2 separate regions of the Homo sapiens genome follow, and region 1 is linked to region 2. The links are chromatin contacts, found by Hi-C in ENCODE. All regions are on one chromosome and are shown on one strand. Each heading gives the region's core, a stretch centred on a gene start or an enhancer-like site at or near the end of the contact. The rest is flanking DNA. Distances are from core to core; before and after follow the strand shown.

The links. Hi-C counts contacts between places; a loop is a spot of excess contacts on that map. Pooled maps may share reads with other maps.
Region 1: a loop to region 2 is called in a map of B cell, with 20 times the contacts of the local background. The contact joins the promoter of SLC7A1 here to the promoter of RPL21 in region 2. A Hi-C loop is called at or near these places in 1 of 168 maps with a recorded cell type or tissue (B cell), 1 of 37 single-sample maps with no recorded cell type and 6 of 50 pooled maps.

The regions. Positions count from the first base shown.
Region 1 is chr13:29,593,706-29,599,353 of GRCh38, reverse strand. SLC7A1 (solute carrier family 7 member 1) reads left to right here and starts at 3,666. Exons shown (of 13, transcript NM_003045.5): 1 at 3,666-3,938. RefSeq lists silencers at 3,300-4,539, 4,708-5,002 and an enhancer at 4,650-4,779.
Region 2 is chr13:27,247,946-27,253,348 of GRCh38, reverse strand. RPL21 (ribosomal protein L21) reads right to left here and starts at 1,791. Exons shown (of 6, transcript NM_000982.4): 1 at 1,764-1,791. RefSeq lists enhancers at 1,298-1,883, 1,537-2,076, 1,884-2,469, 1,288-2,487.

The sequences.
Region 1 (5,648 bases), core at 2,417-4,916, 2.3 Mb before region 2:
TGACTTGTCTTAGCCACTCTGGATCAGCTATTTGTGTGGGTCTAGGCTACTGTTTGGGTTTCGATGTTTGTGCCCTCCAGACCTCATGTTGAAATTTGATCCCCAATGTTGAAGGTGGAACCTAATGGGAGGTATTTGGTTCACGGGTGTGGATCCTTCATGAAATGTCCTTCCTGGGGGTAGGTGGGACGGGGAGATGAATTTTCACTCTATTAGATGACTCTGGAGCTGGTTATTTAAAGGAACCGGGCCCTTCTCTCCTCTCCCTCTTGCTTATACTCTTGTCATGTGATCTCTGCACACACGCACACTCCCTTTCATCTTTTGCCATGAGTGGAAGCAGCCTGAAGCCCTCTCCACATGCAGATGTCCAATCTTGAACTTTCCAGCCATTAGAATTGTGAGCCAAATAAACCATTTTTTCTTTATAAATTACCCAGACTCGAGTATTCCATTATAGCAATACAAAACAAACTAAGTCTATTTCTGAGCTCTATATTCTGTTCATCTTTATACACATTTTTCATCCTTACCATGAAGTTCGTATGTATCCAGCAGGTAGTAAAATTCTTATTTCGAAAATGAGGAAACTGAGGCACAGAGTGAGCAGGGCCCCTCTCCCCAGGCCAGCAGCTGGTTAGAATTGAAACCCACATCTGCCTGGCTTTGATTCTGTGCACTTTCCTTGCCCCCAAGGTGCCTAATGGTGCTAGAAAGAGACTTAGTATGTCAACCTTAACCTTAGATGTTGCTCTCTAGGGCCTAAATTGTAGCATCTCCCTTTCTTAATGGTTGCTGGAATCTTGGGCAGCTGCTCTTTGATTGTAATCAAGGCTGCCTGTCACTCACGGTTTCTCTGAACCTGTAATGTGAGTCTTGACCTGCCTAAAAACTGGCTTTGCTTAAAACATGTAGCCCTCTTTATCAGCATCCTCTAATGTTTTGCTGAGATCTTGTGCGTAACTATTTTTTCCCTGGTTCATACTGAATCCTTTTTGCTGAGAAGTCACTTGCTCATGGGGCTTGTCTTATTGTCTTTTTGAAGACAGGACCTTGCTGAGTGGGATTGCTAAACGGAGCACAGTGCTAAAAATCTCCTGGGTTAAATGTCACCATACTCCCATCAGGGCCTGGAGCACTTGCTCTCAGAATTTACAAACATTAACTCATGTTGGCGCTCTGTGTTGCCCAAGGAGAGCATCTCTACAATTTATGAAATTCTATTTTACTGCCAGAAGTCAGCAAAGAGAAAAAGAAAGAAAGAGAGGCAGAAAGAGAAAATTCCACAGTCATATTTCAAACACCAAGGGATAGATTTTTTTCTTAAGAATATAAGATTTACAAGCTCCAAACAGGAGTGAAATAGTTTGCAGAAGCTCTCACAGCAAATGAACTGGTAGAGTTCAGATTCAAATCCTGATCTGGTGCCAAGGGCAAAGCAGGTGGTCTTTAATCCTACCAGGCTTCTCTCTGTGAGAAGGGGACATGCTTACTGTGGCCTCAGCAGACAGAGTAGGCTGCGTGGGATCTGGGAGATCTTCTGTGAATGGAAGGCATCATTTCACCACTGTGCAATTGAACTAAGATACATTGTTTTATTTATTTTTTATTGATTTTTATTATTATTTTTTTGAGACGGAGTCTCGCTCTGTCACCAGGCTGGGGCGCAGTGGTGCGATCTTGGCTCACTGCAACCGCCGCCTCCTGGGTTCAAGTGATTCTCCTGCCTCAGCCTCCCGAGTAGTTGGGACTACAGGCGTGCGCTACCACGCCCAGATCATTTTTGTATTTTCAGTAGAGACGGGGTTTCACCATGTTGGCCAGGATGGTGTCAATCTGCTGACCTCATGATCTGCCTGCCTTGCCCTCCCAAAGTGCTGGATTACAGGCGTGAGCCACCGTGACAGGCCAGATTTGTTGCTTTAAAACAAAGCATATATGGTGGCTTACTATGATGTCAAGCACTGTTCAAAGCACATTACAAAGCTGGGCAGGATGGTGCTCGCCTATATTTCCAGCTACTGGGGAAGCTAAAGTGAGGCGATCGCTTGAGCCTAGGAGTTCAAGGCTGCAGTGAGCTATGATGTTGCCACTGCACTCCAACTTGGTGACAGAGTGAGACCCACTCTCTAAAACAAAGACAAAAACACATTTTACAACTGCTAAGCCATCTGCATGTGTTCATTAAAACTTTTTCTGGGGACTTTTTCTGGCTCATCCCTGTAGTCCCGATGCTAGGGGAGGTTGAGGCAAAATGATCGCTAGACAGCTGGTATTTGAGGCCAGCCTATGCAACATATCAAAAACCCGTGTCTATATGTAGAAAAAATATTAACTAGGCGTGATGACACAAGCCTGTAGTTCCATCTGCTTGGGAGGCTGAGGCAGGAGGATGGCTTGAGCCTGGGAATTTGAAGTTCCAGTGAGCTATGATTGTACCGCTGCATTCCAGCCTGGGTGACAGAGTGAGACCCCTGTCTCTAAAAAACAAACAAATGACAACAGCAACAACAACAGAACACTTTTTCTGAAGCTAGCACCATGCAGTTATGTACTTTATAAATTGCTAGTCTAATTCCAAGGGAATAGTTCAGCAGCTGATATTTGAGAAGGACCTGTAGAAAGGATTCAAAGACCACGGACACCGTCCACTGTTTTTCTGTTTTCCTATAAGATAGAAGAAGGATGGCATTATTAATTTATGCCCTGTTTACCTATCCCAAGTCCCAGATCACTGGATCTTTAAAGATTATGATTCTCGCTTGGCTTTTGGTACAAAAGGAGACAAGGAGGGAGCTTAAAAGGTGAGCACGGTGTGATTCAGGACTGAAGCTTCTGCCACTTCCTGGGGGGTAACTGCAAAAGTGAGCCGTTCTGACTAGCCGTTTGTGCATTTGCCACTGCCAAGGGGGCACAGGTAGATTCAAGCTTTGGGGCTCTTCTGACAACTGGCAAGGATAAGGTATTAGCAAGGGCAAAGGAATAGTAATAAAATAATCCAATAACAAAGACATGAAGATTTATAATAATTTTTAGGCCGGTGCAGTGTTTCAGGACTGTAATCCTAGGGCGCTTTGGGAGGCCCAGGCGGGAGGATCGCTTGAGGCCAGGATTTCGAGGTTAAGGTGAACTGCGCTCCAGCCTGGGCAATAGAGTAACACCCTGTCTCTAAAATGAAAAGAAAACAGTTTAAACCTTTTAAGTGCATACCAAATCTTTTATTTTGGAGAAGGAAAACTGGTCTCGAGTTCCGTGTGAGCTCCCTGGGGCCCGCCGGGAGGGGGTTGGCACGGCCGGACCTGCAGCACTAGTTCTGGCCAGGGCGCTGTGGGATCTGCAGGGGACCACAGGATGCTGTGGCGCGGTGCGCTCAGATTGGCGGAGAAACGGCCACACGCCTACGGAGCTACTGAGAAGGCGAGCGGAGGCGCAGCCCGCCCGCCCGCCGCGGGAACCCCAGGTTGGGGCGCTGGGCGCGCGAAGACTCAGCCGCCCCGCCCACCAAGGGCGCGTCGGTCCCCGGCCGCAGCCTCTGGGCTGGCAGCCGCCGCCGCGCCGCGCTCCCATTGGTGCCCGGCGGTGACGCGGCCGAGCGGGCCGGGGCTGCCTGGTCCGGGGGCGGGCGTGGGGCGCGGGGCGCGGAGCGCGAGGGGCGGGGGCCGGGCGCACTGCTGATGAAACCTGGCGCCGGAACCCGCCAGCCCTCGGCGCCCATTCAGTCCGCGCAGGCAGGTGTGAGCAGCGGGTCAACTACCTGGCAGGCGCGCACGCGGCCGCGGGCTCCCGCTAACCGCAGCCTCCACTCCTCTCCCCGCGCGCCGCGCCCCCGCCCCGCCCCGCCCCGCCCGGTCTCGCCGGCCGAGCGTCCGTTGGTCCTTGAGCGCGTCCGACAGTCTGTCTGTTCGCGATCCTGCCGGAGCCCCGCCGCCGCCGGCTTGGTGAGTGCCCGGCCCCGCCAACGCAGGGGGCAGCTCCTTGGGCCCGGGTCATCACGGAGGGGGCCCTGGCGCCGCGTGGGGCCGCGGCAGGGCGGCGCGGGAGTGGCGAGGGCCCCCGCGCCGGGAACGCTGCCATCCTCTGGGAAGGGCCAGGACCAGGGCCGGGCGGGCCCCGGAGTGGGCGAGCGGGGCTGGTGCCCATGCGACTGTCGCCTCCACGGAGTCCATTTTGGCTCCCTGAAACCGCGGCGTGGTGCATGATGCAACACCGAGTGAGTAAGCGTGGGCGATCTGGCGATGCCCGCTCCGCGCGCCTGTCCGGGGACCCGCGCGCCGCTACGCACGGGGTGGTCGGGGTGCGTAGGCGGGCGGCGGGCACGGGGGCCAGACTGGGAGGCACACGGAGCCCGCCGGCGGCGAGGAGACCTTCCCTTACATGGCGCGGTGCAGAGCACCCCGCCCCGCCACGAGGTCCGGGGATGTGTCATCAGCCGTGGGTGGGGACTCTGCCCGGCCGCCCGGAGGGTGGTCCCGCGGCAGGTGGCCGGCCCAGGGACTCTGCTGCCATCCCCGCCCGGTGGCCGCCCTGACCTAGGGCGCCTGGCTCTCCGCTTGTCCCTAGAACCCGGGACGCGCCGCCTGCACCTCTCGTCTGGGTCCCCAAGATTGCTTTGAGGAAGTCTCCCCTAGGTGGGCTTCCTTGTGACCCAGTGTGGCCTGGAAAGGCCGGGTTCCTCAAGCCCTCCACATGGTTTGGAATGAGAGGAAGTTCTTCCGCCTTTAGCAAGACACCGTATTCTCAGGGTGTTCCTTTCTGCGTAGTAGAAAACTTCCCAGGCATGGGCAGGTCAGAGTCATTCTAAAACCTGCGCGTACACAGAGCGGCAGCTGCACTGTAGTACTACAACAGCCTGCTGGTTCAGCTCCTGACCCTTTCCAGGGGATGGGGGAACCAGACAGCAGTTGTGTTTGACTTGTGTGACTAGGATAGTCAGACATGTGCCTTCAGGAAAAAAATAAATAAATAACCTACATTTCCCAATACTCACGTCATCACCGCCATGCCCTCATGTGTTGGGTTTTAGTCCAGACATAGTTACCAGATGGTTGAGATTTCAATCCCAGGTGTATCTCCCTAAAGAATGTGCCTTTTATCTTACTTACATTCGACTAGTAGAATTGTGTATGTCGGCCTCTGGCCGAATGCCCTAATTGTATTTAATTCGAATTATAATTTATCTGGGATTTTTCCTAACATTTCTTGCCCTTTATGTTTGGTTCAGATAATAGGAAACCATGATACATTTATTCCTCTGGTATTTTTAGTTGATCTCAGTGGAAATTACCATGATTTTTATATGAACACACCCTCCTGTTATTAAAACAAAAGGTCTTATTTAAGTCACACGAACAGAATAGAAACTTAGGGGAAAGGTCAACAATAGATTAAAATGGTTTTAAAAATAGGTTTAGCATATTACGATCATGTTTAATTATTATAAAGGTAAAATTCAAAGGATGTCAAAGGAGTTTTGAGTAAAGAGGAAAGGGCTTAGTAAGTAGATCAGAAATGTACTCCCTTGTCTGGGTCTGGATCCTAGAGCCACGTGCTCCTGTACATATGATTACTTGCTTTAGGTGAAAAAAAAAAAGAAAGGCTTGAAAGACAAGACTGTTGACTTCAGGGAGTTACAATTTTCTATTTGGTAG
Region 2 (5,403 bases), core at 542-3,041:
TTGTCAACCAAATTTTCCGTGATGGTGTATCTCAAACATCATCTATTTAACTATCAGAAATCTCAAGCCACTTCACATTTCTGATTATTTACTACGAACGTATATAGGGTAGAAGAGAGGGGAACCCAGGCTTTATAATCATTGACCTAAATTTGACATAGGCTCTGCCACTTACTAGCTGGGACACCCACATTTCATCTCTCATCTTCATTTGTAAAATAGGGGTGAACACTTTCGTAGCTGAGGTAATGTCTACAAAGAACTCAGCAATGCTTGGCCCGTGTAAAGTGCTCAGTAGTAACCGGCAGCTAATTTATCATTATCTAAGAATTCACCTACAGGCATTTAGAAATTAACCTTTCCTTTGTTTCCCAAAAAGGCCAAAACAATAGTTTTGATAGCTCTTTAGTCATTATAGGGCAGAAATGCCATTCCTGGCCATTACTCCTACCATAAGGTAAAATACAGCAGTCAGGCTTGACGTGTTGACAATATTCTAACACAATTTGGTTTCTAAGTTTACCAACAATCCTTTAAGAATGGCTCCCAAAGTACCATTTTTATAAAAATTGTATAGCAAGAAGACATGTTTCACCTAACTCACCAAAGTCAAACCATTGTTACAATGGATGAACCCTTTAAATGCCAGGTACTCTGTTCCAATCCCCAAAGCCTTTAGATGTGTATAAAGTTCCAAAAACTTGTGCTAAGTTAGTACACAAAGGGTGATACTGTGTAGATTCAAGTCACTTTGTGGAATCACCAAGTGGCATAATCAGTTAACTCATTCCTGATTCCAGAGCCCATAATCCTCCACTAGATCCATCTTTCTGAGTTTGGAATCCATTTTAAGCATGGACCCCATACACTTAAAACTGAAGGCACTTTTCAAAACGATGCTTTACAGTTTGTAAGAGTATTAAAATCATGGCAACTAGGATCCACCATAAAGAGCAACCTGCAGTTTGCTCGACTCTGTTGACGTCCACAAACTAGACAAAATGATGAACTATGGCTAAATGTTTCCCTTCACTCAAAGCATGCTGCCCTAGAATTCGCAAAACAGTATCTCCTCTTGGTGCAAATATTGGTGTTGCAACCTCAAAACACTTTCCCTTCGTCCGATCACCATGTGGGGTCAAAATTTTAAAAACAGTCGGAAATCGTCTTATGCATTAACTAAGGGCAGTGAGGGTTCATCACCCAGGACGACTCCGGGACCCACTCTCCGACCGAGAGCCCGGGTTTTCACACCTGTAGGCTTCACAGAAGATTAAAGCCGACGCCTGACTTTAAACCCATTCCTACTACCCCTTAAGTCCTCACCCAACATCATCGCAAGATTTGGAATAAAAAAGCCACACTGAAAGGAGTTAGAAAGGCATCAGGCCACGCGGCCCCCACACAGCCTATGTGAGAGGGGCCACCCACAGTACCGGAGATGCAGCCACGGGAACATAAAACGAAGTCTTTTAAAGATTAACTCGAGTCGCCTCACCCCAAGCGACTCAGTCTCGTCTTTCTCGCAAATGTCCCCCCGCAGGGCCGCAACATCGCAGTCCGGTTCTCAGCCCACGGCCCAGACCCGACCCGGCGCACGCTGCTCCCCGTCTGGCAGAACATGGTTTAACCCGCCCATGCCAATGGACCTCAAACAGGTTAGAGAGTCTCCCCACGGTCCCAATGAACGACCTCTGAGGCCACAAGGTCGCGGTTCAAGTCTGTCGAACACCTAGCGCCCGGGAGCCACGCGTAGGCCCTACCTGGAAGATGGCGGTTCCGGCCGAAAGGAAAGAGGCGGGGCCGCGGCGCGCGCCTTACAAGGGCCTGTGGGCTGCCCACGGCGCTGCCTGAGGGAAACGCCAACCGTAAGCGACTTCTTTCTAGGGAAGAAGATCGTCTCTGAGAACACAGAAAGTCTGTGAGGATATTTTCCCCTCTTGCGAAAGAAAGGCAACCGGCCAACACAAGCTGACACTTGCATCGTGTCAGACAGCCCGGAAAGGGGCCTTCAAGGGCGATCAAGAGGACGCCGTCGTCCCGAGCGTGCTTACGCCATCCTTTGCGTCACCGCCTTCGCCGGAAGCTGCCTTGTATCCGCGTCTCCGCAGGGAAAACTGCGGCTGGCGGTGCGGGAAGTGCTATTAGTAGTTGTTTATTTGTTTGTTTGCAGAAATAATTGCTTGGGTACGAAGGTCAAACGAGAATGAAGCAAGTATATTATCTAGTTTGTATGTCTTTAAATAGTTTCTCCTCCACACGTCTAAACATACGCACCTGCTAGTAGGTGCGCAAATGTTAAAACCTCTTTGGGAAAGCAATGTGGCAAAATCTAGTAAAAGTTTTCAATTACTAAACCCCAGCACTCTGCTCCTACCTATATGTCTTGTAGAAACTTTGGTAAGTGAACAAGGATGTACGTAACAGCGCTGTGGGTAGAAGCAAAAAATTAGAAACGTCCATCAATAACAGAATAAATACCTTATGGGATGTTAGGATGTAGTATTATACGCCAATAAAAGAAGACTGAACTCAGAAATGTGATGAGGCAAAAAGAGAAAGATGTAGAAAAATAAATAGTATGACAATTCATATACATTCAACTCTAAAACTTGTAAAACAATGCTATATATTGCTTAGTTATGCATACATATGTAGTTAAAGAAGTCAAGAAATACAAGAGAATGAAAATCAAGTTGAGAAAAGCAGTCATATCTGGTAAGGAGGGGACAATAAAGGGAGGCTTTAACTGTATTGACCATTATTAAACCGGGTGTTAAATATATGGGTGGCCATTGTTTTATTCACTACACCTTTAAAAATAGATATTATTTTCTTAATGTAGTTTATTTAAATTGAGATAATGCCATATACCCAGCATCCAGTTTCCCCTATTATTAACATCTCATGCTAATATGGTACATTTGTTGCAATTAATGAACCAATATTTTACACTGTTATTAACTAAGGTTCACATTTTATTCAGATTTCCTTCGGTTTTACCTAATACCCTTTTTCTGTTCCAGGATTCCATCCAGAATACCACATTACATTTAGTTATGATGTCTCCTTATATGCCTCTTGTGGCTGTGGCAGTTTCTCAAACTTTCCTTACTTTTGGTGACCTTGAGAGTTTTGAGGAGTACTGGTCATGTATTTTGTAGGATGTCCTAATCATGGAATTTGTCTCATGTTTTTCTCATGATTGTATGTATTTTTAGGATGCATTTTTAAAAAGTCAGCTAAGTTAACAAAATCCCTTATCAGACTGAATATAAATAATATCGTCCAGTCGCTTTTGAAATTTGCATGTCTTCGACTCACTCTCCTGATGCACCTGAAAGTTGTAATTTCTAAGAACTGCGTCAGCACCATTTTTTAAATGTGTACATTCTGTGACCATCGTCATCAGCACTTAACATCATTTGCTGAAGAACTTGAGGAGGAATAGGATTTGGTATTGATTCCTTCAATACGTTGACTCCTCCAGACTTTCACTGTAACCATTAGCCCTTGGCTTCTAGATTGTCTTTAACTTAATTTTCTGTAGTTCATTATTACAGTCACTCTGTTAGCACTCACTTCCTCAGGTCACTTTTCCTTTCCCATTACTTTCTTTCTTTCTTTGAGAGGGAATTTTGTTCTTGTTGCCCAGGCTGGAGTGCAGTGGCGCGACATCGACTCACCACAACCTCTGCCTCCCGGGTTCAAGCGATTCTCTTGCCTCAGGCTCACGAGGAGTAGCTGGGATTACAGGCGCCCGCCACCACACCTGGCTGATTTTTTTGTTTTTAGTAGCGACGAGGTTTCACCATGTTGGCCAGGCTGGTCTCCAACTCCTGACCTCAGGTGATCCACCCGCCTCCACCTCCCAAAGTGCTGGGATTATAGGCGTGAGCCACCGCGCCTGGCCCCCATCACTTTCTTAGCACATACCGAACCTTGGATAAATGCAACCGTGACAGTACCTCCACAGCTGAGCACCGTTGAAGAAAATCTTGTAATCTGGTGTGATGACAAATCAGAAACTAGTCATCCATGCACTATATTTTTTTGCACTTGGAAATATTTTTTTGAGCCCATAGAGTGTTTTAAAAATTAACATATCAAAAAAAAAAGATTTCTGGCTTCCCTTGAGAAATCAGGAGATCTGGCAGCATAGAGCTGATAGTCTTGATGGCCACTCCACTGGCTTCCCCTTTAGATGGGGCATTCATTCTTGAGTTCCTTCATCACTCAGCCTGCTTCAGTCATTTACCTGCCTGGCTCCTGTTGGCATTTGTGTTTTTAGCCTCTCCCATAAATTCACGACCAACCCTTAACAAATGGGTACTGTACTGTTTAGCATCCCCACTACAGTTCCCCAGTTAATTTGCTTACCTGCTGTCAAAAAAAAAATTAAGCTTTTACATAATTAAAGTTAGTTTTATTCAGAAGTCTCACTGAGGACTGTAGACCAAGGTTTATACCCTGAGGGCAGTTCTTTCACAGGGCTCCAAAGTGGTCCCTCAGCCCATTGCTTCTATGTAGGTTGTGGGGGTTCTGTATGTGTGAAATCTCATTAAAGTTTGGGTGTAAGAGTACATCAGTTTATAGATTACTAAAGTAATTTGGTTATAGATTGTAGAAGCATAATCACTAACCCTGTCAGACATCTTCATGTAGGAAAAGGCAAGGTCAAGTTCATTTACTGTTTCAGGAACGTTGTAACTCAGGCGAGTGACACGGGGGGCCGTGTGCTCTATCCTGTTTTAAGATTCTTCCTGAGGAGCTGCATTTCATCACAGTCAGGGGTTCAAGCAGAAATAAGCAAACCTGGCTTAACATTTTCTATTTTGTCTCACATTATTCTATTTAAAGATTATTTCATGTCATTTCTTTGATTATCAAACCTTCCTTTCTCCCACCTTTCTTTCAGCTGATGACTGCCTCTTTTTTTGAGACTCTCTTAGTCCCCAGGCTGGAGTGCAGTGGCATGATCTCGGCTCACTGCAACCTCCACCTCCTGGGTTCAAGCAATTCTCATGCCTCAGCCTCCCAAGTAGCTGGGATTATAGGCGTGTGCCACCACACCCGGCTAATTTTATTATTTTTGGTAGAAACAGGGTTTCGCCATGTTGGCCAGGCTGGTCTTGGACTCCTGACCTCAAGTGATCCACCTGTCTCAGCCTCTCAAAGTGCTGGGATTACAGGTGTGAGCCACCACGCCCAGCCAACTGCCTCATTTTTATCAGTGTACAAACATGCTCCCAGCCAACTCCATCATTTTTATCCATGTACAAACAGGCTCTGGTGTTCCCCACTAAAACCCGCAACTCTCTTCTTTCTGATTCTGCTTGATCTCATATTCCTTTATAACTACTGCCCCATATGTTCATTTTTCTTCTGTCAAATGTAAAAAAA